Linked DNA regions of Mus musculus: all the other regions are linked to region 3. Evidence: chromatin loops called from intact Hi-C (ENCODE). Cell type or tissue: heart. All regions are shown on one strand. Each heading gives the region's core, and the rest is flanking DNA. Links, peaks and the distances in the headings are about the cores only.

Region 1 (7,840 bases), core at 1,959-4,458, 200 kb before region 3:
CCCGGCGCCGTCTCCATTTTGGAACTTTCCCCGAGCCTCTGCTCTCGGTTCCCGGGAGTTCTGTCCGCCGCTGCCGGTGCCGCGGTGTCGCCGGGGGCCACGGTGTTGCCGGGCAGGATGAGTGTGATAGACCACGTGCGGGACATGGCGGCTGCGGGACTGCACTCCAACGTGCGGCTCCTCAGCAGCCTGCTGCTCACCATGAGTAACAACAACCCGTGAGTTGGAGAGGCGGGGAGGTGGCGGTCCCGGGAGCCGGGGTTGGCGGTGGCGGGGGGACGGTGTGGTCCCGCGGAGGGCTGCGCGGGATCCGGCCTCGGTGGCCTCGGAGTTCTGGCTCCTTCCAGAACGACGAAGTCCCCTGAGTCCCGGGGACCCAGTCCACCGAGTGTCAGCCGTGGGGGTGCCACCCCAGCGGAGGGAGGGGACCCCACTTTCCGAGACTGAGAGCATCGGTGGCGGGCGCGGTGGCGCCTTTTTTTAATTTAAAAGGAACCCTGGCAGTCTAATGTAAGGCCCGACATTGCCGCCGGGGAGTGACTGGTTTTGTGTGGTTGTGTTTACAAACAGGGGTCTCCTGTAGCCCAGGCTAGCCTGCCCCAGGCTGTGTGTGTGTGTGTGTGTAGTCAAGGAAGACCTTGACCTTCTTACCCTCCTGCCTACGCCTCCCAGAAGCTGGGGGGGGGGGGTTAACTGGTGTTTTACACCCCCACCATGCTCTCAGTGTGCGTGTGGACCTTGGGGATCGAACCAGGGATTTCAGGCGTGCTAGGCAAAACACTACCGATGGAGTGACAGTTCTATCTAGCCGGGTTTACTGCGTCTCAAAGGAAGCCCGGGACAGTTGTAGGCTTGAATTGCCTGTAAGGGCCTTGCTTAAAAATTTCCCCATCATTGCTCACTCTTCGACGTGGCTCCGCAAGTCAACCTAGTCATTCCTTTTCTCTAATTTCTCCTCCTGCCCGAGCGCTCTCAGAGCAAGCATTGGCACCGGTGGCTTCACTTTAGAACCGCTGCCTGAGCCGGGCAGTGGTGGCGCATGCCTTTAGTCCCAGCACTTGGGAGGCAGAGGCAGGCGGATTTCTGAGTTCGAGGCCAGCCTGGTGTACAGAGTGAGTTCCAGGACAGCCAGGGCTACACAGAGAAACCTTGTCTCAAAACAAAACAAAACAAAAAAAAATGCTAAGGAAATGTGTTTATTACAGGGAGGTCCAGTAGGTCGACCAAGATCACACCCTGGAGAACATAGAGGAGCGAGTGGATCTGTCTATGATTGGAGATAGTTTGTATTTCAGTCCACCACTGTCTAGTGCTTCCAAAGAACATTACAGTAGCCTTCTACTCCGTGCAGACATTTGCATTTGGCGTGGCTGAGGCTAGTCTAGTGAGACAGCCAAAGGGCTGTGAGGGGCCTGTAATTCAGTCACTACCCCCCACTCCAATTCATTAGTGTGCTTTGGACCGACTAGGCACACACATCATTTGGTCACCAGCTTCTTTTTTTTTTTTTTTTTAAAGATTTTATTTATTTATTTATTTTTATTTATTATATGTAAGTACACTGTAACTGTCTTCAGACACTCCAGAAGAGGGCATCAGATCTCATTACGGGTGGTTGTGAGCCACCATGTGGTTGCTGGGATTTGAACTTCGGACCTTCGGAAGAGCAGTCGGGTGCTCTTACCCACTGAGCCATCTCACCAGCCCGGTCACCAGCTTCTTAGTGTGACACGAGGGACACTGGTCTCTGTCAGCCTTCTGTGTTGATGTTGAGGACTTTTCCCCAGAATCTTAGTGGTGCTTCATAGCAAATGGTTTCCTGTGTTGGGGATAATGCCCTAATCTTTACTCTTGGGTCGGGACAACGTTCTAGCACTGTTTGAACGCTATAGAGCGTCCTCCTCTAGTTAGACTGAATTGGGCTAACCCATGCTTTTCCACGTTAGGTTAGATTGGCAAGTTCTTAGCTACAGGAAGCAGATAAGTTCTGACCTTCATCCTTTATGTTTTGATATTTGTTGAAGAGACAGTGTACACACTGTCCAAAAACAAAATAAGACTGATAACATAGTTCAGTGGTAGAATTCTTACCTAAAATGCCTTGCAGCTGGATCTAGCCTTTACAGTTACCTAAGATATCGCTCTGCCCGGGAAATGGTCATTGTGTACTGGCTGGTTTTGGGTGTCAACTTGACACAGGCTGGAGTTATCACAGAGAAAGGAGCTTCAGTTGAAGAAATGCCTCCATGAGATCCAGCTGTAAGGCATTTCCTCAATGAGTGATCAAGTGGGGGGGGCCTCTTGTGGGGTGGTACCATCTCTGGGCTGGTAGTCTTGGGTTCTATAAGAGAGCAGGCTGAGCAAGCCAGGGGAAGCAAGCCAGTAAAGAACATCCCTCCATGGCCTCTGCATCAGCTCCTGCTTCCTGACCTGCTTAAGTTCCAGTCCTGACTTCCTTGGTGATGAACCGCAGTGTGGAAGTGTAAGCCGAATAAACCCTTTCCTCCCCAACTTGCTTCTTGGTCATGATGTTTGTGCAGGAATAGAAACCCTGACTAAGACACACTGTAACATACTTGCCGAGCGAGTAGTGTCTCTGGAGTGATACATGAAAAGCAGTGCTCTCTGGAGAAGGATGGTGGTTGGGTCAGGTTCAAAACCGAGGAAGCAGTACTTTGCTTGCCTCTGTTTTTCCCACCTCACAGCTTCACTGTGTAGCCCTGGCCGTCCTGGAACTCAGAGATCCACTTGCCTCTGACTCCACAGTGTCGGAATTAAATGATGATTGAGCCAGCACACCGGTCTTCGTGAAGCTGAGGCTGACCTTGAACCCCTGATCCTCCTGCTCCTACCTTCAAGTTCTGAGATTATGGACTCCATCTATCCCATTTGACTTTTTTTTTTTTTTTTTTTTTTTTGGTTTTTCGAGACAGGGTTTCTCTGTGTAGCCCTGGGTGTCCTGGAACTCACTCTGTAGACCAGGCTGGCCTCAAACTCAGAAAACCACCTGCCTCTGCCCCCCCACCCCCCCACCCCCCCAGTGCTGGGATCAAAGGCGTGTGCCACCACGCCCGGCCCATTTGACTCTTTTGAATGATTTTGTTGTATGTACCTGTACACAGGTTCCTAAGTACACATACATAATAATACAGCTTATTTTTTAAGAAGGTACTATAGATTACCAAATGAAGTCACATTAGGGACTGACTGCGGGACTGACTGCTAATAGACTTGGAATTACTTTGGTTTTTATGTTTATGTGCCTGGTGCATTTGGAGGCCAGAAGAGGGCATCAGATTCCTTGGAGGTGTAAGCTGGAGTTACAAAGAGCTGTAAACTGCCCGATGTATGTGCTGGAATTTAGACTTGGATCCTCTGCAAAATTCCTGTGCTCTTAACTGCTGAGCCCCTCTAACTTCCCTTTTGAGAGAGGGTCATAACTCAGGCTGATGTTGGATTGATTATGTAGCCAAGCATAGCTTTTTCTTTTTTTTTTTAAAGATTTGTTATTTATTATATGTAAGTACACTGTAGCTGTCGTCAGACACCCCAGCAGAAGACATCAGATCTCATTACAGATGGTTGTGAGCCATCATGTGGTAGTTGGGAATTGAACTCAGGACCTCAGGAAGAGCAGTCAGAGCTCTTAACCTCTGAGCCATCTCTCCAGACCCCAAGGATAGCTTTCTGAATGCCTGGTCCTCCTACCTCTGCTTCCATATGCTAGGATTGCAGGAATATATGACCCTACCTGGTAGTGGTACCTAGTTGTTTGGTTTTTTAAAAAAATTGTCTCCCATTTTGTTTGTTTGAGACAGTGTCTATAGTCTTAACTGTTCTGGAACTGGCTACGTAGACCAAGTTGGCTTTGAACTCAAAGATCTTCCTGCTTCTGTCTCCCAAATCTCAGTGAATTAAAGATCTACACCACCACATATGGCTTCCCCTGTGTTTAAAATACTTGGGCCAGGCATGATGGCACACGCCTTTAATCCCAGCACTCAGAAGGCAGAGGCAGGTGGATCTCCGAGTTTGAGGCCAGCCTGGTCTATAGAGTGAGTTCCAGGACAGCCAGAGCTATACAGTAAGACCCTGACTCCAAACAAACAAACAAAGAAACAAGCAAAAAGCCCAAACAAAATAATAATAGCATGAAATAAGTACCTTTTTATAGACTTCCTTGTCTCAGTCTGTTCTTTACCTTTCAGAGGAAAATATATACCATTACTTAATTTGGGAAGGAGTGGGACTGGAGGTATAAACACAAGAGTGGTAACCAGGGTTGCCGATAAGCTGTGGGTGGACTGCTTACCTAACATGCAGAGACCTTGGCTTGGTACCCCATGCAGGACGGAAATAAAGCAGTGTCTCGGCATTAACCTTGCTTATAAGGACTATTGCATCTTTTTGAGGTTAGAGGTTGAAGTTCTGTGATAGGCTTGCCTAGCCTTTGTGAGGCTTTGGGCTCCATCGCGCACACACACACACACACACACACACACAGAGAGAGATAGAGAGAGAGCGCAGAGGACTGTTTGAAGCATGGGATTCCCACACAGTGACTTTAGACACCTGAGAGTCCAGGTGACAGTGTGCTTCTAGTGCTGGCAAGCTTGCTTTGTGTCTGTAGAATTGAACGAGCCTTTAGGGCCTGGGGAGATGAAATGGCGCCATAGTTAAGAGTGTTTGCTGCTCTTGAGGGGACTTGAATTTCTTAGCATGCATGTCAAGTTCCTAGGGGGGTGTGTGTCCAACCTTCTCTTCTGGGCAGCAGCGTGCACCTGTGCACATACGCATATAAATCACAGTAATGACTCTAAGATAGACTAATCCGTTATCACTCTGCCATTCTGGCTTTCCAATTGTGTTCTCTTACTGGCTTTTTTCTTTGGTATTTGAAGTTTGCAGGAGCCTGTTTTGTTGAGTTTCTCAATGAAATAATTCAGAGTGGTAAATTTTCTTTCTAGAGTCTCTAGCTTTTTTGTAATTATTGCTATCCTTTGGCAATATTATCCATAAAATTTGATGTTAACCTAAGATAATAGAGGTGTATGTAAAACAGTACTAAATTAAGAGGTCTTATTGAGTAGGCATAGCGGTCCATTCTGTGACCCATCACTTCCAAGGCAGAAGCAGGAAGATTGCTGTAAGTTCAGGGCTACCTGGACTACAGGTGAGCTGCTGTCTCAAAAAGCCAGAAAAGATGGAAGGATGTAAAAATGGGAAGGAAAGCCTGTGTTCTCCATTTGTTCATTGTATTGATTTATAGGTATCATTAGCTTCTGTAGTAAGAAAACACACATTGTACAAAACCACAATACAGTAAGATAGTGTTTTAGATGTTTTGGCCATATTTGCATGGTGTTCAAATGCTGTGCCTCTCATTAAGCCACTTAAATTTAAGGAATATTTTTTTTTCTTTTTGGTTTTTCGAGACAGGGTTTCTCTGGAACTCACTTTGTAGACCAGGCTGGCCTTGAACTCAGAAATCCGCCTGCCTCTGCCTCCTCAGTGCTGGGATTAAAGGTGTGCACCACCACGCCCGGCTGTATTCATGTTTTTTTGCAAGCTGGCGTGATAGAAGGTTTTTGTGGTAGGCTTAGGTACACCAAGGTGCTCTTTCTAATTTTCAAAATAACCCATGTAGGACTTGTTTCCTTTATGTTCTAGTGAGCTGTTTTCCCCGTCGCAGAAGTACCAGCTCTTGGTGTATCATGCAGACTCTCTGTTTCACGATAAGGAGTACCGCAATGCTGTGAGTAAGTACGCCATGGCTTTACAGCAGAAGAAAGCCTTAAGTAAGACTTCCAAAGTGCGGCCTTCCACTGGGAATTCTGCATCTACTCCACAGAGTCAGGTGAGTAAGAGCAGACTCAGTCACTCAGTCAGTCACTCAGTCAGTCATTTATTGTGTTTTTGGGGGGCAGAGTTTCTCTATGTAGCTTTGGCTGTCTTGGAAGTAGACCAGGCTAGCCTCAAATTCAGAGAGCCACGTGAAAGGGTGGCCACCACCGTCTGACGTGCCTGTGACTGTCTATGTGTATATATTTATTGATTTATTTATTTGGGTTTTTTTTTTATTTATTTACTTGTTAAAGGAAATGTACGTTATTTGTTTTATATATTTAAGTACACTGTCACTATCTTCGGACACACCAGAAGAGGGCATCAAATCCCATTCCAGATGGTTGTGAGCCACCATGTGGTTGCTGGGAATTGAACTCAGAACCTCTGGAAGAGCAGCCAGTGCTCTCAACTGCTGAGCCATCTCCAGCGCGTATACGTATATGTATATGTATGTATGCACATACTAAGAGACAAGATTGAAGTACTTGTTTCAGCACTGAGCTGGTTGGTTATAGAATGAAACAGTTCTATATTCTTTGTTATTATCACATGATATTCCATGGTTCCCGAGTGCTGCTTTTCTTTCATCTTTGTATTAATGAATACTGGGGTTCTCCTGTCCCTCACAGCTGATGCTGCTGGGGTGCTTTGTGTCCTGGTTAGGTGAGCTTGGTCTCTCCAACTCATAGAGATCCCCCTGCCTTTTCCTCCTGAGTGCTACAATTAAACATGTGTGCCACCACTGCCGGGTTTTATTCTCATTTCTTTTTTTTTCTTTCTTTTTTTTTTTTGTTTTTTTGAGACAGGTTGTCTCTGTGTAGCCCTGGCTGTCCTGGAACTCACTCTGTAGACCAGGCTGGCCTTGAACTCAGAGATCTACCTGCCTCTGCCTCCCAAGTGCTGGGATTAAAGTCATGCACCACCACGCCTGGATAGCCCTGGCTGTCCTGGAGCTCACTTTGTAGACCAGGCTGGCCTCGAACTCAGAAATCCGCCTGCCTCAGCCTCCCGAGTGCTGGGATTAAAGGCGTGCACCACCACGCCTGGCTTTATTCTCATTTCTTGATTGTATATCTAGGAGCAGAATTGCTATAAGATTATAAGACTTATTCTTTTTATTTTGAAAAACTGTCATGTTGTTGATATCATATTTCAAAAGGTGTTTTGTTAACTCGTAGTGTCTTCCATCTGAAATTGAAGTGAAATACAAAATGGCTGAGTGTTACACAATGCTGAAGCTAGACAAGGATGCCATTGCTGTACTCGATGGGATCCCTTCAAGACAAAGAACTCCCAAAGTAAGCTCGCTGTTCCTCATCCCAGTTTCTGTTGGTCCTGCCCCATCATCTCTGTCCTCCACATTTCAGGAAGTCTGAACTCTTTACTTTTCCCAGTAGAGTTAGGGTTCAGACAGATGGCAGTTTACTTCATTAAGGGACCCTAAGATAAGAATTCAGCCAGGTGTAGCGACACTCACCTGTGATCCCAGCACTTGGGAAGCAGAAGCAGGAAAACCAGGAGGTCAGGGCCATCTCAAAACAGACAAATGACAGAAGTGTTCTGTTAGGTTTTGTGGTACTAGAGACCCACCCTAGGGTCTCAGGCGTGCTCAGCAAGTACTCTGGCATTAAGCAGCAACCTCGACTCTTGTCCTTTTATTTAAAAATTTCACCTGGAGACATGGGCTCACCAACTTACTCAGGCTGTCCTTAAATTGTGTGTTTTCTTAGGGTTTATTGCTGTGAAGAGACACCGTGGGAAAACATTCAGTTGGGGTTGGCTTACAGTTTCAAAATTTTGCTCCATTTTATCATAGTAGGAAACATGGCAGTGTCTGGGGAAACATGGTGCCACAGAAGGAGCTGAGAGTTCTGCACAGGCAGCAGGAGGAGACTGTGTGCCACACTGAAGCCTGAGCATAGACCTCAAAGCCCAACCCCACTGTGACACACTTCCTCCAACAAAACCACACCCACCCCAGCAAGGTCACACC
Region 2 (7,840 bases), core at 1,959-4,458, 80 kb before region 3:
ATCACTGGAGCTGCCCATCAATCGCAGGAGCTGCCCATCAATCACTGGAGCTGTCCATCAATCGCAGGAGCTGCCCATCAATCACTGGAGCTGCCCATCAATCACTGGAGCTGCCCATCAATCACTGGAGCTGCCCATCAATCACTGGAGCTGCCCATCAATCACTGGAGCTGCCCATCAATCACAGGAGCTGCCCATCAATCAATCACTGGAACTGCCCATCAATCACTGGAGCTGCAGCACAGAGCTCTCGCCATCTGGTTCCCAGCAGCCCCTCCCTCATCCCTGGTAGGCTCCAGCTTGTACCACAGGATAATTCCCTTCTGGAGGTTTCATACGCCCCATGGAGTCTCTGCTCCTCTCCAAGTCAGATTCTACACGTGCTTCCAGAAGAGGTGGAATCATGGGTGTTTCTCTTCATTGGGCGGGCCAAAGATTACTCAGCCAAAAGGGCTTTTCTTCCTTTTGATTTCTGCATTGGTTCCTTAGAGCTCTTAAACCCCAAAAGGATAGCAGTGCCCTCCACCCAACCTAAGTCACAAAGTGAGTGTCTGGAAGTCCAGTGGAGTTCTGCTCTCTGTAATACATGTTGATATCTTGAAATAGTGCAGTTTTCAGGCAATCTGGGATAGTTCTGCTTATTGGCTAAACAAGCACTGTAAGCCATTTCTATTGTGGGCCCCGTTGCTTGTATTGATACCCAGACTTCATGCTTTTCTCCCACGCATGTCACCTCCAGCTCAGTCAGTCCCCACCTCGTTAAGGAAGCCCCCTTGGCTTTTTTCATTTTCTGGTGTTCTTTAGATCCCTGGTTTTTGATCTTTTCACGTCTTCAGTTTGCCACCTCTCCACCCACTTTTATCTCATCATTGCCCAGGCTGGAATTGAACTCCTGAGCTTTGGGCCCCCTTGTCTTGCTTCAGCTCCCAAGAAGCAGGACAGTACGCATAAACCACTGTGCCGGATCCAGATACTTGGGGGTTTTGTGCTTGTTTGTTTTGTTTCTATGATTTAGTTAGGGAAACTGAGAAAGAGCTCTCCAGAGTGGGAGGGGCTTAGGGAGGAATATTCTAGATGCCTGTTTTGAATGAACTTCCACAGCACCAGCATATTTAACACCTGGCTATAAGGTCTGGATGTTTACTGATGCTCAACGTATTTTAGGTCTGTTTAATCCTGCAGACACACCTTTTAGTCTCCTGTGCCTTTTCCTACAGTCTAGCTCAGAGGCCCCCTGGTGGGTCCTTGAGGCCAAAGGCAGTACCAAACCATCCTTCTTATTGTATGCCGTTTTCTCTATACATTCACACATATGATAAATTTTAATTTAATGACAGTAAGAATAAAATATGACTTAAAATCAGATACTATGATAAAAGCTAGTTCAAGTTTATGAATTATTAGGATGTTTTTCATTGATAAGTTTTGGAGTACAGCTGACCAAATGCAATTGAAGCATCAAAAAGCAGATCTGTGGGTCAGGAGGGACTGGTGTACAGAACACAGGAGCTTAGCACATACTGGTGCTCCGTTCTCTCACAAGGCAAGGCAACCCGGCCACACACTGAGATCTCTCATCATTTCCTGAACATGCCATACATATCCTTAAGTGAATTTTAAACTTAGTTATGGGTGTGCTCTTGTGTTTGTATGTATGTGTGTCCGTGTTCCTGCATGTTTGTATGTGGACTGTGTGTGTGTGGTGCTCCAGGAGAAGAGAAAAAGGATATCAGTTGCTATGATGCTGGAGGTAGTTGTAAGCCTCCACGCGGGTGGTGGGAACCCGAGCCAGGCCCTCTGTAAGAGCAGCCAGTGCTCTTAACTGCAGAGCATCTCTCCAGGACTTAAATGTATAGCTTCCATTTTTTTCCAAAAAACTTTCATCAGATTTCCATAAAATCTTAACACAGTCTTGCAAATCTAGACATGCCTCAACTCTTTTTAAAATTATTCCTCAAACCATTCAAAATATATAGCATTACTTTTCTATGTAGAGTCTGTGTGTTTGGAAAATTCTGTTTATTGTGTATACAACTTTCATTTCCGTAAGGGTTTGAAGGGCCATCTCAGATCACCTGGCTTGGTGGCAAGTCTTTACCTGCTCAGCCACCACGCCTGTCTGGCTATGAGGTTTTTAGAGCAAAAATGAGGTCGTGTAGACTTTACATTTTGTAACTTAGTAAAGAGTCACACACAGAAGATAATACTTATAGATAAGTAAATATTCTCCAGTTCAGAAAGAAGCTGTGTCTCGGCACTTAAAAAAAAAATGGCAAGAGATGTTTATAAAGTAGTAAAAATAATTTTGATTGAATAAATGTAATAAGCATATCTTATAGTCTCGCTTATTATGTTTTGTTTTGTTTGTTTGTTTGTTTGTATTTAAAAAATTACAGATGGTTGTGAACCACCAGATGGGTGTTGGGAATTGAACCCAGGTCCTCTGCAAGAGCAGCCAGTCCTTTTAACCACTGAGCCATCTCTCCGGGCCCCAGATCCATTCTTTAACAAGGTCCTCTAAGTTTATGTTACCAAAAAGAATTTAATGCATGCAATAGTTCAGAGACAGACACCAACTGTTTACAAATAAGTACTGCTTACAACAGACTCTGCACCAAGGCAGCAACTAAGAGCATACATCTTGGATGCAGGCTCTGCCACAGTCATCACCTGGGTCATAGTGTGAAGTCTACCTGGCCTGCCTCATTGTGAGCATCACCTTGCTTCCCCACAGAAACTTCTGGGACTATGCCTGGCACATGCCTGGCACTCAGCAACGGTTCATGCCCTTTCTTCTTTATCATGACTGCAGAGCTCTGGGAGATAGTATCTGCTAATTTGTTGCTTTGTTTAATGAATGCTTTAGTTAAGTCCATCCTTGGATACCACAGTACTGTGCCTGAGCCTCTTTAAGGAGGGAGCTGCATTGCTCTTCAGAGCAGGAAGGCAATCTGCTGCAAGAGCAGCAGCAGACCGGCTTTGCGGTGGCTGGCAGGGCTCCCTCAGAGGTCCCTCCAACAAAGGAAGATGCAGGTGAGTCATTCAAGCACCAGAGCCTGCTGTTCTCTGCTGATCTCAAAGCTACCCACCAAAGTGCTACACTAAACAGCAACTCACAGGGACCGACTGTCACACCCGGAACTCAAGTGGAAACTTAAGACCTCACTGGGAAGCAGGAATTCTTCATTTCCCCGCATATTCTGAATTGTGAATTTCCATAGCAGCAAACCTTAGCTTAGTGACGCAAGGCTTCTGGTTCTAGAAAGGAAATTGTGCAATGACCAGTGACCAGGAAAGTACTCCCAGTTTGCCAAAAGAGGGAGCTTGGGAGCAGAAAGCACGTGTTTGTCCAGGCCTCTCAAAAAACAAAACAAAACAAAAAAAACCCCAAAAAACTACTTATTTGGACTCTGGGTTTTTTTTTTATATAATTATTATTATTTCTTTTGCAAGGACTGGGTAAGAATAAGCCATATTCTTGCCCAGTGAACTTGCTTTGTTTTTTAAAGAAGACGGTCTTAAGACAGAAGAGTCAAACATCAAAACACACAGAGCACCTTTAATGATCCATCTCTACCCTCCCCAGACGAAACAGTCACCACATGCCTAGCTGCCACCGCAAACAACTCTAATTAGACTGCCCTCGTTTAGGGGAGACGGAGGGAGGCCTCGGTCAGCATGAGGACAGAGGTAATTACACTGGTGACAAAGGTGCAGCTCTGTCTCTTTCCTGGCTGCTGGAGACTGTCTGAAGACAGTGCACTACACATGCTTCACACCTCCCACACCACAACAGGGCCCAACTGTGGGCAAGCAGGTTATGGGAAGGCCAAGCATCCAAGTGGGCACCCATTACCTGCTCCCAGAGGCAAACCCCTTTCTGCCAAGCCAGAGGCATGATGTAAGCACCTAGAACTCTTTGTGGGAACAAACCTGTTATTCACCAGCGCTGGGCGAGGACCTGTGTGAGATGAGGTTTCTCTGAGAAACACAGTTATTTTTTAATATAAACTTTGCCTCTGTGAAGACAGATTTTTCTGTGTTACTCATGATGCACCCCCCCCCCCAAATTCAGATCCAAGAATCCTGCCAATTTACACATTTTTAGTTTGAGTGCATATATAGCCTCTTATTTTACTCAAATTATTTTTAAAAATGCTTGTTATCATCTTAGCATTAAAAACTTAAGAAATACACTTGGAAAGTGCATAGACCTTAAAATTTTCCAAAAAAAAAGTATAAATGTCATGCATGCTAAGAATTCAGCAGAATGACAAACATCAATTAAAAACAAGTGTGACTCAATGGCTTGTTTTAGAATTGCTGCCTGCTGAATTAAAAAGCAAGGCAGCAGCCAGCAGCAGCCTGAGGGAAAGCTAGCCGGTTCACAGTCTCTGGGTCCTTTCCCTTCACTCTCCAGTGTTCTGAGGTCTTCTAGCTTGCTCCCCAGCACTGCAAAGTGTGACCTTGAATTCAGCCAATTGTAACAGGAAGTACATCCGACTTCTAGATTCTTCTTAAAGGGCATATTTACAGGATTATTTCCTGAACCAATAGTGAGCAAGAGGGCGTTGCCACTGACAGTCAAAGTCCTCACAACAGCTAGCAGCCCAAGCCCCAGAGAAGGAAAGCTGACTGCAGAGGCAGATTCGCAGGCGACATTTTTCTCTTTTATTTGGGCCATCATGTGAAAGACACAATTATTTTCTAAAATGATTAAGTGCGCTCATCAATTAGCCGGTTAGCATATTAACCTTGAAAGAAAATAATGGAGCAAGCTCTTCTTTACTAAGTACAAGCTGTCAAAAACTGTCAGGGTTAGTCAAAGCTTCTTAATGTTCCAATCAAGTCATGGGCGAGTGGAAGGAAAGTCTGCATGAAACCCATTAAGCTGCGTTACTAAGTGTCCAATGTTATGTAAAAGCTATAAATAACTTGTTCTTTTAGAGGTTTTTCCAATTTGCTTTTCTTGAAGTGATAAGGATGTTCTGCTTTGCCTTGGTGTGTAATCCACACTCTTGCTCTGTGCAAGTGAAGGTGGAATGTGAGAATCAATCAGAATCTGAAGTGGGCCTGGGGCTGCCCTTCTCAATTCCAGAACTTAAGAAGAGAATGACGGAGTATGGAGCTAAAAAACAGATTAGCTTCTAGGTATAACGACCTTGTGAGGTTTCCTCTGGGGAGTAAAGTGCCTTTTTGAAATGCCATCTAGTCTTTCAAGTATTTGTTACAGAATTCACATTCTGGCTAATGGAGCATTTTATACTACTAAAAACATGCCAAGCCTACAGCTGATCTGACAGGAGCATAATCTACCTTGGTGTCCAAAAATGATTACTGAATTAAGAAGGGTTTCTTTCCATACACTAACACACAGCCTTTCCTCTTGGAGCTTCCCATCTACCAAAGGGCGGAAGGACAATGCTGGGAGTTGACACTGCCCAGATAAGAGGGCAACCAAACTGAGGACCAGAGTCAGCCACAGACACAGAATGCTCATCCTCTCCTTCCTCCCCTCCCGCCTCCTCTCTGTGTGTGTGTGTGTGTGTGTGTGTGTGTGTGTGTGTGTGTGCATGTGTGTGCACGCCTGTGTGTGTGTACACGGATGTGTGGAGAGCAGAGGTGGACGCTGAGATTCTGATTACTAACAAAAAAGCTTTCAAACAAATATTAAGAGTAGATTAAACTTGGGAGAAAGAGATCCATGTCTGTATATTTTACACAACACAAATTTTCATTACATTTTTTTCAAGGGTAGTTAAAAAGAACTAGCCTACAAAGGACATACTAACAATTTAAAATCTGGGTTTTTGACTCTAAAGACATTTTGAAACACAGACTGAAGCAAAAATGAAGTAAAAAGAGAACATACAAGTTTAATATCTTTCTTTAATGAAAACCAAAGAAATCTGTAAGTATGTAGTCCACATGGAACAGAGGCTGGGAGCACATGAGAGTCTTAATTTCACTAGGAATCCTGTGTTAGCTTTCCAGCCTATGTTGCATGTATATTTTATGACAATTTTTATATTTATAATAACAGTCCTCAGGACAATGCAAGTATTGTATTATGAAGTCCACATTTGATGAAAATGAGTGAGAATCCTGAGATGAGACATGAATGTTATAAAATACTTTAAAACAATCTTGACACAACTATGTTCTTTAAGATCAACAGCTACGGCAGGCCACCGCAGGCTTTATTTACTTTGCAATCACATCACATCACAATTGCTTTTCACAACATTAACTGGTTTGTATTTTATAGAAGAGAAAGAAACTGAAGTGAAACTGTAGCGACTGCTGACTTCAGACAAAAGCTTCTTCAAACGAACTCCTAGTTCCTAAAAGAGTCCTCCAAGTCAGAGACAGACTGAGAAGAGCATTACCCGTCAGTCCTCACAGCTTGAGAAGCTACGTGGTTCTTAATGGACACATGCTTACATTACAGAGAGCAAACTTAGCCCTTTCCCATAAAACTCAGGAGACACCACTAGACGGCTAAGCTAAACAAACAACGAAAGCCTCTCCTGCAGTTAAAAAGACCTTTAAAACCTCATCTGCCTTCACTTCATTTCCAAGACAACTGAGAAGGGACGGCTAGTCTGAAAGCAAAGGATGAATAAGTCACTTCCGAGAAGAAATCACGTTACGCAGATGCGACTTAAGCCCGGCCGACACAGGGCTCAGAGAACCAGCCGGTCCTCTCCGCCCTCTTGAATTACCTGGCCGATGGAAGCTGGGCTTTGCTGCTTTAGAAAGCACTGTTTTTTGCATTCCATCAGTTGTTCAAGATCACGCCACATTTTTGCTTGCTTCATGTTTGGACCATGACTTTCTCGTACAGCTTTTTGTTTTTCCCGGAGTTTCTATCATTAAACAAAACAAAACACCAAGTATAATAAATTATTGGTTAAAGAGATTTACTTCTGTCGTCATGTTGCAAAGGAGTATGGTATGTTTTATACAGTCCATGAGTGTTAATAAAGCAAATATGCTCTCTTCTAAAACACTTCTAAAACACTAAGAATATTTTAAAAGTTAACTAAATTGAAGGTGTATGTAGAATAACCTGACATTAAAAAGGTCAGGAAAGGGGGCTGGAGAGATGGCTCAGAGGCTAGAAACACCTGCTGTTCCTGCAAAGAACTCAGGTTTGATTCCCAGCAACCACATGGTAGCTCATAAACATCTGTAACACCAGTCCACATTTGGTATATTTGCATCAACTTAGGCCACCATTCATCCACAGAAAACAAACATACTGTTTCTCAGCCTTCTGGCTAAGATCAAGTGTAAGAGACAAACAAAAAAGTCATGAGAAAGATGGGAAAGGAAGGGAAAAGGGAGAGGGAAGGAAAAGAAAGGAAGGGGAGGGAAAAAGAGGAGAGGGAAGGGGAGGGGAGGGGAGGGGAGGGGAGGGGAGGGGAGGGGAGGGGAGGGGAGGGAAGGGGAGGGAAGGGAAGGGAAGGGAACGGAAGGGAAGGGAAGGGAAGCACAGAGGCAGATTGGACTGACAGCACGGAACAGACCCCGTCTAGGGGCTGGTGGCCAGCTGAGGTCCTGTCACGAGTTATAAGCAGGTACTCAGGTTCCCTGGATCTCCGTTTCTTAACTGCCAACTGTAGCTAAAGATCGGGAACACTAAAAGTATGTGCTTTATACTATTTTTTTCTTCATGTGAAAACAGAGCTGGAATATTTGATAAGCTAAATTGTGTGTTGTTATCATTAAATATATCTTGTACCCTGAAATCATATACATTCTATGTAAGTTCAAATTATCAAACCACATGCATTATCTTCTTCAGAGAAATCATGATTTCTTTTTTTACCATTTA
Region 3 (7,840 bases), core at 3,549-6,048:
ACAGAACCAGCCATTCAACAAATACTGAGACTCACTTATTTTCGGACCTTGTTCCAGAGGCTGGAAAGACTTGACCCATATTTCAACAAATAAAAATATTTGCTCAACTCTGCCCATGTCCATTACTACTGATGATGCAGAACATTGGCTGAGAGTCATCTGGCCTCTGCCCTCATGGACTCAGGAAACTGAAAGGAGGCAGAAATGACAGATAGGGATGAGCCCTCGGTTCTGAAGACAAGCTCTTCGAGTAGCGCCCATGAATATCTCCATTTAACACAGGACATTTCAACCTTGCCGTGGTGGACACTGAGGCTGACCAGTCCATTGCAGAGGGCTCTTTCTTTACTGTTGGATATTCAGCAGTTATCTCGGGCCTCTCCTCCATGCTTCTGTTTGGACCCATTGTGACATAGAGTTATCACCCTCTGATGGCAAATGTCTGGGGGATGGGAGGTGCCAAGGTCTGTCCTGACTGAGAATCACTGATTGAGGAGCTGGGGGAAGAGGAGATGTAGAGTGAGCAAAGAGGCTGCCTAAGGGTCACGTGACTGCGAGTAGCCCTTTTACTTTGACTTGCCTGATCCTAAACCTGGGGTCCTAACCACGACAGAGTGGAACTCTGTCTCTTTGGGAGCAGAGGGTCATGAGTTTGGATGGCTGAAATCCCCTTGTGCTCACTCCACGAAGAGAAAAGCTCTAGCCATCTGGATCCAATAAGAAGCAAACACCAAGGAAGGAGTGACCGTGGAAGGGAGCTGTAAAGGGTTGGAAGTTCATATTCTTTCCTTTCCTTGTCTCCATGACCAAAATACCTGATGAGAAGTAGCTTAAGGGAGGAAGAGTTTATTTGGGTGTGGCAGCTGGTAACGCTGCACCTGCAATCAGGAAGAGAAAGGATAGGAAGAGGGGTCTTCCTATCAACCTCAAGGCCCCTCCCCCAGTGGTGCACTTCCTCAAGCCAAGCTCCACCTCCTAGATATTCCACAGCCTTCCAAAAAACAAAAACAAACAAACAAAAAACGGCAGTTCCAATATAAGGGAACAAGATTGTTCCAACCAAGAAGAAAGGGATAGTGGGCAGGGCAAGGGGAGGGTGGGTGGTGCCTCTGCCGGCCATCAGTTAGCCAAAGGCACTTGGCCTCCTGTTCAGGGTGCACAGGTAAAAGAAATCACAGATCTGACAGCAGAAGGGCTGCACAGGTTGGTCCCCAGGCAAGAGAAGGGGTGGTTTTAGCGTGAACTTGGAGGCCACGGTGCTCTTAGAATCAGAATCCCAGGAGGAAACGTGAGCTACGTGTCACAAAGCAGGGCCCAGTGGTTACATTGTTAATGTAATGTAAGGGAAAGAGATTGAAAAGGAACCAATAGGAAGTAGGGGAACGCTGGGCAGTGGTGACGCATGCCTTTAATCCTAGCACTTGGGAGGCAGAGGCAGGCGGTTTTCTGAGTTCGAGGCCAACCTGGTTTACAAAGTGAGCTAAAAATAATAATAAAAGGGAAGTAGGGGAGCTTTCTTATCCCTCCAGTCACCTCACTCCTTCCCGTGGCCAGTTAGCTCCTGCAGCGCATGGGATTACTTTCTGATTTGCCGCCCTTCTGAAGCCCTTCTGGGATCTCTAAAATTATCCCTGACATTTCAGAAGAATTTTTTTCTTACATTTTTATTTCTCATCACATTCATGAAGCACTATCAGCTACAGAGTCAACCACGCCCTCCGCCCCCCGCGCCCCCCCCAAAGGTATGGGTGGGTTATTTCCCCTACTTCCCAGCATAGAGCCTGGAGAGAGGAAGAGCTGAGCTGGTCGACCGCACAGCTTGCTGGCGGGGACACAGCAAGCCCCCCCCTCCAAACCCTCGCTGACTTAATTCTGATCCGTTTCCCCTTTACTTTTAGTAACAAAATGGAATCCAGCTTTTGTTGCACGAGACCGAAATGTTTAGTTCGCTTATAATTATTGTGTGTCTGATGAGTTTGCATGCAGGAGCGCGCACGTCACAACAGGCGTGTGTGGCCAGGGGCTATCCTTTTGGGGGTCGGCTCTGTCTTTCCACTGTGGGGTTTGGGAGATGGAAGTCAGGTCATACGTGCTTGTACAGCAAGCACTGAGCTGCCCTGCCAACCCACAGGACAGAAATGAACTAAAACTTGAATATGCAAAGATAGGCAACCGAGTAGCGATGAGGTATATGCCTGAGAGCCCGGTGTTCACCAGGCTGAAGCAAGAGGATCGTGAATTCAATGCCATATGAACTACATGGAAAGACCCTACCTAAAAATACAGCCATACATAGAAAAATGACAATTGAATTTACTGCATAGCTGACCTTCTGATACCCGTGTCTGTACTTCCCAAGTCGAGCCATTACAAGCAGTGCCGCCACCCTAGGTTGATTCTGTGTAGGGGAACAAACCCACAGCCTTGTGCAGACTAGGCAAGCACTCTACGAACTGAGCCTCATCTCCAACCCCTTGGCCCTATAGATAAGCAACCAATGTATTCATAATGGCAAGATAACTGCCAGCTCTCGAATTCCATTTAGCCTCATATCCAACAGGACTGCCCTTGCAGACCTTCCTACCAAATGAAATTGAACCTCGTTGGTCCTGATTGGCCTGATGTGGTCATGTGCCCACCTTCTGGGAACCAATCACTGGAAACCGGGGAACAGGCCGGAAAAAGAGGTACGGACAAAGGATTAATAATAGTCTTCTCGAGGACGGTTGGCTGATGTTATCAGGAAAGGGCCTGAATGCTGAGTGAGCCTTCCTCTCATGAAAAAGATGTTTGTTACTTACAGTGGTCCTGAGGCATGCCCTCTTTTTGGGCAAGGCCTCCTTTAAACACTCTTCCTCTGTTCAAATGGACATTTGCGTCCCCCACGTTGAGCCTCCTGGATTCAACATCCCTGGGTCTCATTGAAGCGGTTTGAGAGTTCCTGGTACACAGAGAATCTGAATCACATACTGCAGCGTTGGGGCTGTATGGACGACCAGGAGACGCTGCACTTGAACCCCAATCTCTAGAAAACAGTTGGGATTGTGGTGTGGGGACTGTCAGAAGCATAGCGGCCACCTCTGAATGGCGGGTTCCTGAGATATCAGGCCTGTGCTTTTTCTTTGCTTTGTCAAAATCTCCACCATGAGAAAGAGACAAGCAGCCATGATGTAAAGGAAGTAAAGCAAGTCTGGTATAATCAACCCAGGGCCCGTGGGAGACCAGGACCCGGACTTGGTTCTCTCCTAGTCCCTCACTCCTGAAGGTAGGGACCACAGTGTCAGAACAGGTTATTGCTCCCTGTAAGCTACAGTAACGGCACCGGGGATCACCAAGACACTACTAATCGCTTTCCCACAAAATCAAGTCTCTAGTTGATAACCTGGTCTAAGTCTTTATGACAACTTCATTGTCCCGGCTTGAGATTGGGTTAGGCGGAGTCATGTGACACTTCTGGCCAATGAAATGAGAGCGCAAATGGGTTCCAGCCCCTTGGAAGTTGGTGAACGGCTGACCACACCACCTTGCAATCAGCTTGTTACATCCAAGTTACATGTTCCTTATGTTGGAGCTAATTTGAGTCGAGCTTTGCTATTACATCATCCTCTCCTACCCAGGCATCTGCTGAAGACATTGCACATGCAAACTGGCCAAACAGCCATTAGCAACAGGGAGTGGGTAGCAGAGGGTGGAGTGGGTAGCAGAGGGTGGTGGGAAGCTGCTCCTGGCGCCGAGTTCCAATGATAATCCTCTGAGGACTGTGATTGATCAAAAGCGATTTCAGTTCTAGAAGGAATCGTTAAGCGCTGGTGCAGGCGCTGAGACAGAGAAGCAGCCTGCCTAATTATCTGAAGGCAGGGCTGATACCTGGGCTAGAAATTATCTTGTATTATTGCATCAAAACACTCCACAAGGAGCCGAGAGGACCACTCAGCAGATAGGAGCACTGCTACTCTTAGAGAGAGGACCTGAGCACAGTTGCCAGTACCCACACTGAGTGTGTGTGTCACAACCACCTGTAACAGCAGCCCTAGGGGATCCCACACTGGCCTCTGAGAGGAACTTGCACTCACATACACAACGGGACATAAACTAGCATATATGCACATAACTAAAAACAGGCTGGAGAGTGGTTAAAAGCACTTGCTGCTCCTGGAAAGGACCCGAGTTCAATTCCCAGCATCCACACCAGGCAGTTCACAACCATCCTCAACTTCAGTTCCAGGGTGTCTTATGCCCTCTGGGCTTGCTGGGCATTTGCCTACGCATGGTACACACAGATGCGGTGCACATAAACATACACAGGTATACACACCTATAAAATTAAATTAAAATTTAAAAACCAACATGCTACAGGACATCTAGAGTGCATTGCTATTCTGCTTCTATTCCTGAGAATCCACTCTTAACCTCTAAGATCAAGCCAAGTGGTGAAGCAGATGAGTTTTAGGGGCCTCAGTTTTCTGACCTGTAAACTGGGATGGTTAGGATGCAAATTCTCTCATATCGACACTCAGAAAGAGCTTTGTGAGACGTAAAACAGGTAAAAGGTCACCAATGCTCTGCAGCCCAGACACAGCAGTCATGCCTTTCAATGCTGTCTAAATTTGGGACGCTTGTGACCCTGTATATGAGTCTATGGTTTAGACAGAGCCTTGTTCCGTTCCTTAGGTTTTGGAGACCCAACCTTTTCATCTGTATCCAGTGGGAAGACCTTGTTCTACTGTGCACTGAGGGTAAAATAACCTTATCTGGAAATAGTGACATACTGCATTATTATCTCACCAGGTTTTCCTGGCCAGGGTCAGACAAAAACAGTGCAGATGCCATACTGAATGTTGGTGCATTGCTGCCCTCTGCTGGTCATGCCCATAGCTCCTGGACAACAAGCAAGCCCAAGGCACAGAGTTAGCTCTCCTTGGATTGAGCAGACAGTTGAACTGGGGACTAATCTCTGATCTGCATAACAAGAGAGAGGATGAACCTATGTAGGGTCGTCTGCTCAGACTCTCAGGGTTTTCCAGTCTGGGATCTCTCTCTCTCCCCCCCCCTCTCTCTCTCTCTCTCTCTCTCTCCCTCTCCCTCTCCCTCTCCCTCTCGCTCTCGCTCTCGCTCTCGCTCTTGCTCTCGCTCTTGCTCTCTCTTTCTCTCTCTCTCCTTTGCTACCTGTGATGGCTAGTGTAGGCTGTCAAGTTGACATAATCTAGAACCTCCTGCAATAGTTGTATTTGTGCACATCCACAAGGGTGGGGGTGGGATGGGGTCATCCTAACTTGGCCCACCAGTGTAGAAACACTCTCCCACTGTGGATGGCCCCTATTCCCAGGGCTGGGCTTGTGGAGAAAGAGAAAGAACGGGAGCTGAGCGTATTCCTCCTTTTCCTCCTTCATTTTAAATATTATTTATTTAATGTATATGAGTATACTGTAGCTGTCTTCAGACACACCAGAAGAGGGCATCGGATCCCATTACAGATGGTTGAGAGCCTCCATGTGGTTGCTGGGAATTGAACTCAGGACCTCTGGAACAGCAGTCAGTGCTCCTAACCGCATATCCATTCTTATCTCTCTGCTTTCAGAGTGTGGATTCGATGTGTCCCCGTGCCACAGGCTCCCATTGCCTCGACTCTCCCTGCCATCAAAGATTCACCTTCAAATTTAACGGGGCAGTGGGCATGGGGGAATAAAGGGAGTGGGAGAAAACCCCCGTCCCACAAGAGTTCTGGTGCTCTGGGCGGGCAGATGTAGGAGGACTGTCACACCCTTTCCATGTAGCCCCGGGTGGGTGTCTGAATGTGGGAAGCTATGGACCTAGCCCACGAGGGTGGACAAGGGACAGTCTTAGATCTCTGGGCCTAAAGGAGGCCAGAGGTAACAGGTTCTCAGTATTGGGCATCCCAGACACTGCTGGACACAGCAGAAGGGCTGAGAACAAATGGGGGCCCCGGGGGCGGCTTGGTCAGCTCCTGGGTCAAAGGGAGAAGGCAGGGAGAGAGGGGGCGTTGGGTGGTTCCCATACAGGCGAGAGTCCTTGGTCCTGTTTGTGGCTGGAGTGCAGGAAGGCCTTCCTTCCAGCGGGAGGTTAGATGAGGCTCTTTAGGGAAAAGCCTATCTCATCATTCAAGCACAGTGGGCCTTGATGAGCAGATACAGTCTATGGTTTTAGAGCTTTATTGTAGAAAGGCAGGGAGAAAAAGAGAAGGTAGAAAGAAACAGAGAGGCAGGTCATGGACATGTGGAGAGAAGGGGGAAGGGAGAGAAAAAGAGAGCTGGAGATGAGAGTAAGAAAGGTGAGAGCTTAAAGAGAGTGAGGAGGGGCCAAGCAGCCCCTTTTATAGTGCACTGTGCTACCTTGCTGTTGCTAGGTAACTGTAGGGAGGAGCATACCTGGCTATAGTCAGGTAACTGTGGGGATGGACTCTAGCCAGAATGCTAGAAGTTTGAGACATTGTCTGCATGATTTATAGTCACAGAATTATGGAATTGGGGGGCTCTGTGGTGTCAGGCACTTGTCTCTGGGAACGTGGCTCACTGTTCTGTCTCTTGTAGAGTTTCCTAGTGGGTTTGTCTCTACTGGGTCACTGGAGCAAGCCTCATTCAACCAAAACAGGCTGCCTTTTACAGTTCCACAAAATTGTGATCCAGAATAAACCCATTCTTCCTCAGGAAGCTTTTGTTAGAGCAAAGAAGCTAAGAGAGCCTCAAACTGACTGGAGTTCTTGTCATTTGACATAAACCGGAGTAGCTGCCCCCAGACCCAAGGCCCTACGTTCTGCTGGGTGCTAGGTGCGTACCTCTCTTGTATCTTTTGTAAGGTAGGCTAGGAAACCAAAGCTCAGAGAGGTTAAGACACTTATCTGGGCTCAAACAGTCAATAAACTCGGACGCTAGACTTGAACTCTCTTGAGTTCAACTTCAGAGTAAAGATTCTACCACCAAAATTCAAAATAAGGCAAACCATCACAGTGACTTGTATTGAAACTATTATGTAAGAGTTCACTGAGAGAAATGGCACACACCAGCAAACCTGAAGGCATGAGCTCAATTTCTGGGTCCCATACAGTGGGAGTAAAGAAAGAGATGGCATCCACAGATTATTCTCTGACCTCAACACACACACTCACACACACACACACACACTATTGTGGGGCTATGGGCTATGCACAGACAACCTGGTCTCCAGTTGAGCTTAGGTCTTGAACCCCAGTGGGACCCGGTGGGTGGTAATTTCCACCTACATGGGAAGGAAGTCTTTTGATCGTTTCTCCTGGACCCCTGGCTCCTGTCAAAGTTACCGCCCCTACAGCCCCTCACAGGAGGGGCAAATGGCTATCAGTCACGTAGACAATATCCCAAGTTTCTGGCATTCTGACTAGACTCCTCTCCACAGTTACCTAGCAACAGCAAGATAGCCCAGCCCACTATAAGAGGGGCTGCTTGGCCCCTCCTCGCTCTCTTAAACTTTCACCTTTCTTATTCTCTAGCCTTCCTTCTCTCTCTCTCTCTCTCTCTTCCCCCTTTCTCTCCATGTGGCCATGGCCGGCCTCTCTCTCTCTCTTTCTACCTTCTCTCTTTCACCCTGACTTTCTACAATAAAGCTCTAAAACCATAGACTGTCTCTGATCATGAAGGCCCACCATGCTTGAACGATGGGACAGGCTTTCTCCTAACAAGCCCTGTCTAACTTCCCATCAGAAGGTCTTCCTATGGACCCGGACTAAGGACTCTCGCCTGTGTGGGAACCACCCAGCACCCCCTCTCCCCCTGTCCAATCCTGCCTTTCCTTATCCCCGGGGCTGAGTGCCACCCTGGGGTCCCTATTCTGTTCTCAGTTCCTCTGC

The links. Peaks named below come from ENCODE experiments on the same cell type or tissue, not always from the same donor. Only the 100,000 strongest peaks of a DNase experiment are listed, where the experiment ranks them.
Region 1: it touches region 3 in a loop (2.8-fold over the local background); 9 of 42 quality-filtered maps call a loop at or near these places.
Region 2: a loop joins it to region 3, with 3 times the contacts of the local background. A loop is called at or near these places in 13 of 42 quality-filtered maps.

Annotation. Positions count from the first base shown.
Region 1 is chr5:122,422,461-122,430,300 of GRCm38, forward strand. Anapc7 (anaphase promoting complex subunit 7) reads left to right here. Exons shown (of 11, transcript NM_019805.4): 1 at 1-218; 2 at 5,671-5,857; 3 at 7,026-7,145. The coding sequence starts at 118. Among named protein-coding and RNA genes, the nearest start is that of Anapc7, 3.9 kb to the left of the region's middle. In heart, for the core only: a CTCF peak has its summit at 3,287 (motif pointing right); no DNase peak of the experiment used is centred there.
Region 2 is chr5:122,544,335-122,552,174 of GRCm38, forward strand. It overlaps Ift81 (intraflagellar transport 81), which reads right to left. Exons shown (of 19, transcript NM_009879.4): 19 at 5,870-6,869. The coding sequence ends at 6,687. Among named protein-coding and RNA genes, the nearest start is that of 1700040P09Rik, 34 kb to the left of the region's middle. In heart, for the core only: a CTCF peak has its summit at 3,309 (motif pointing right); a DNase peak (open chromatin) is centred at 3,127; H3K27ac peaks cover 1,423 bases.
Region 3 is chr5:122,622,586-122,630,425 of GRCm38, forward strand. It overlaps Gm32988 (a long non-coding RNA gene), which reads left to right and starts at 1,517. Exons shown (of 3, transcript XR_387697.3): 1 at 1,517-2,687; 2 at 4,672-4,736; 3 at 5,579-5,698. In heart, for the core only: a CTCF peak has its summit at 4,857 (motif pointing left); a DNase peak (open chromatin) is centred at 4,846; H3K27ac peaks cover 1,807 bases.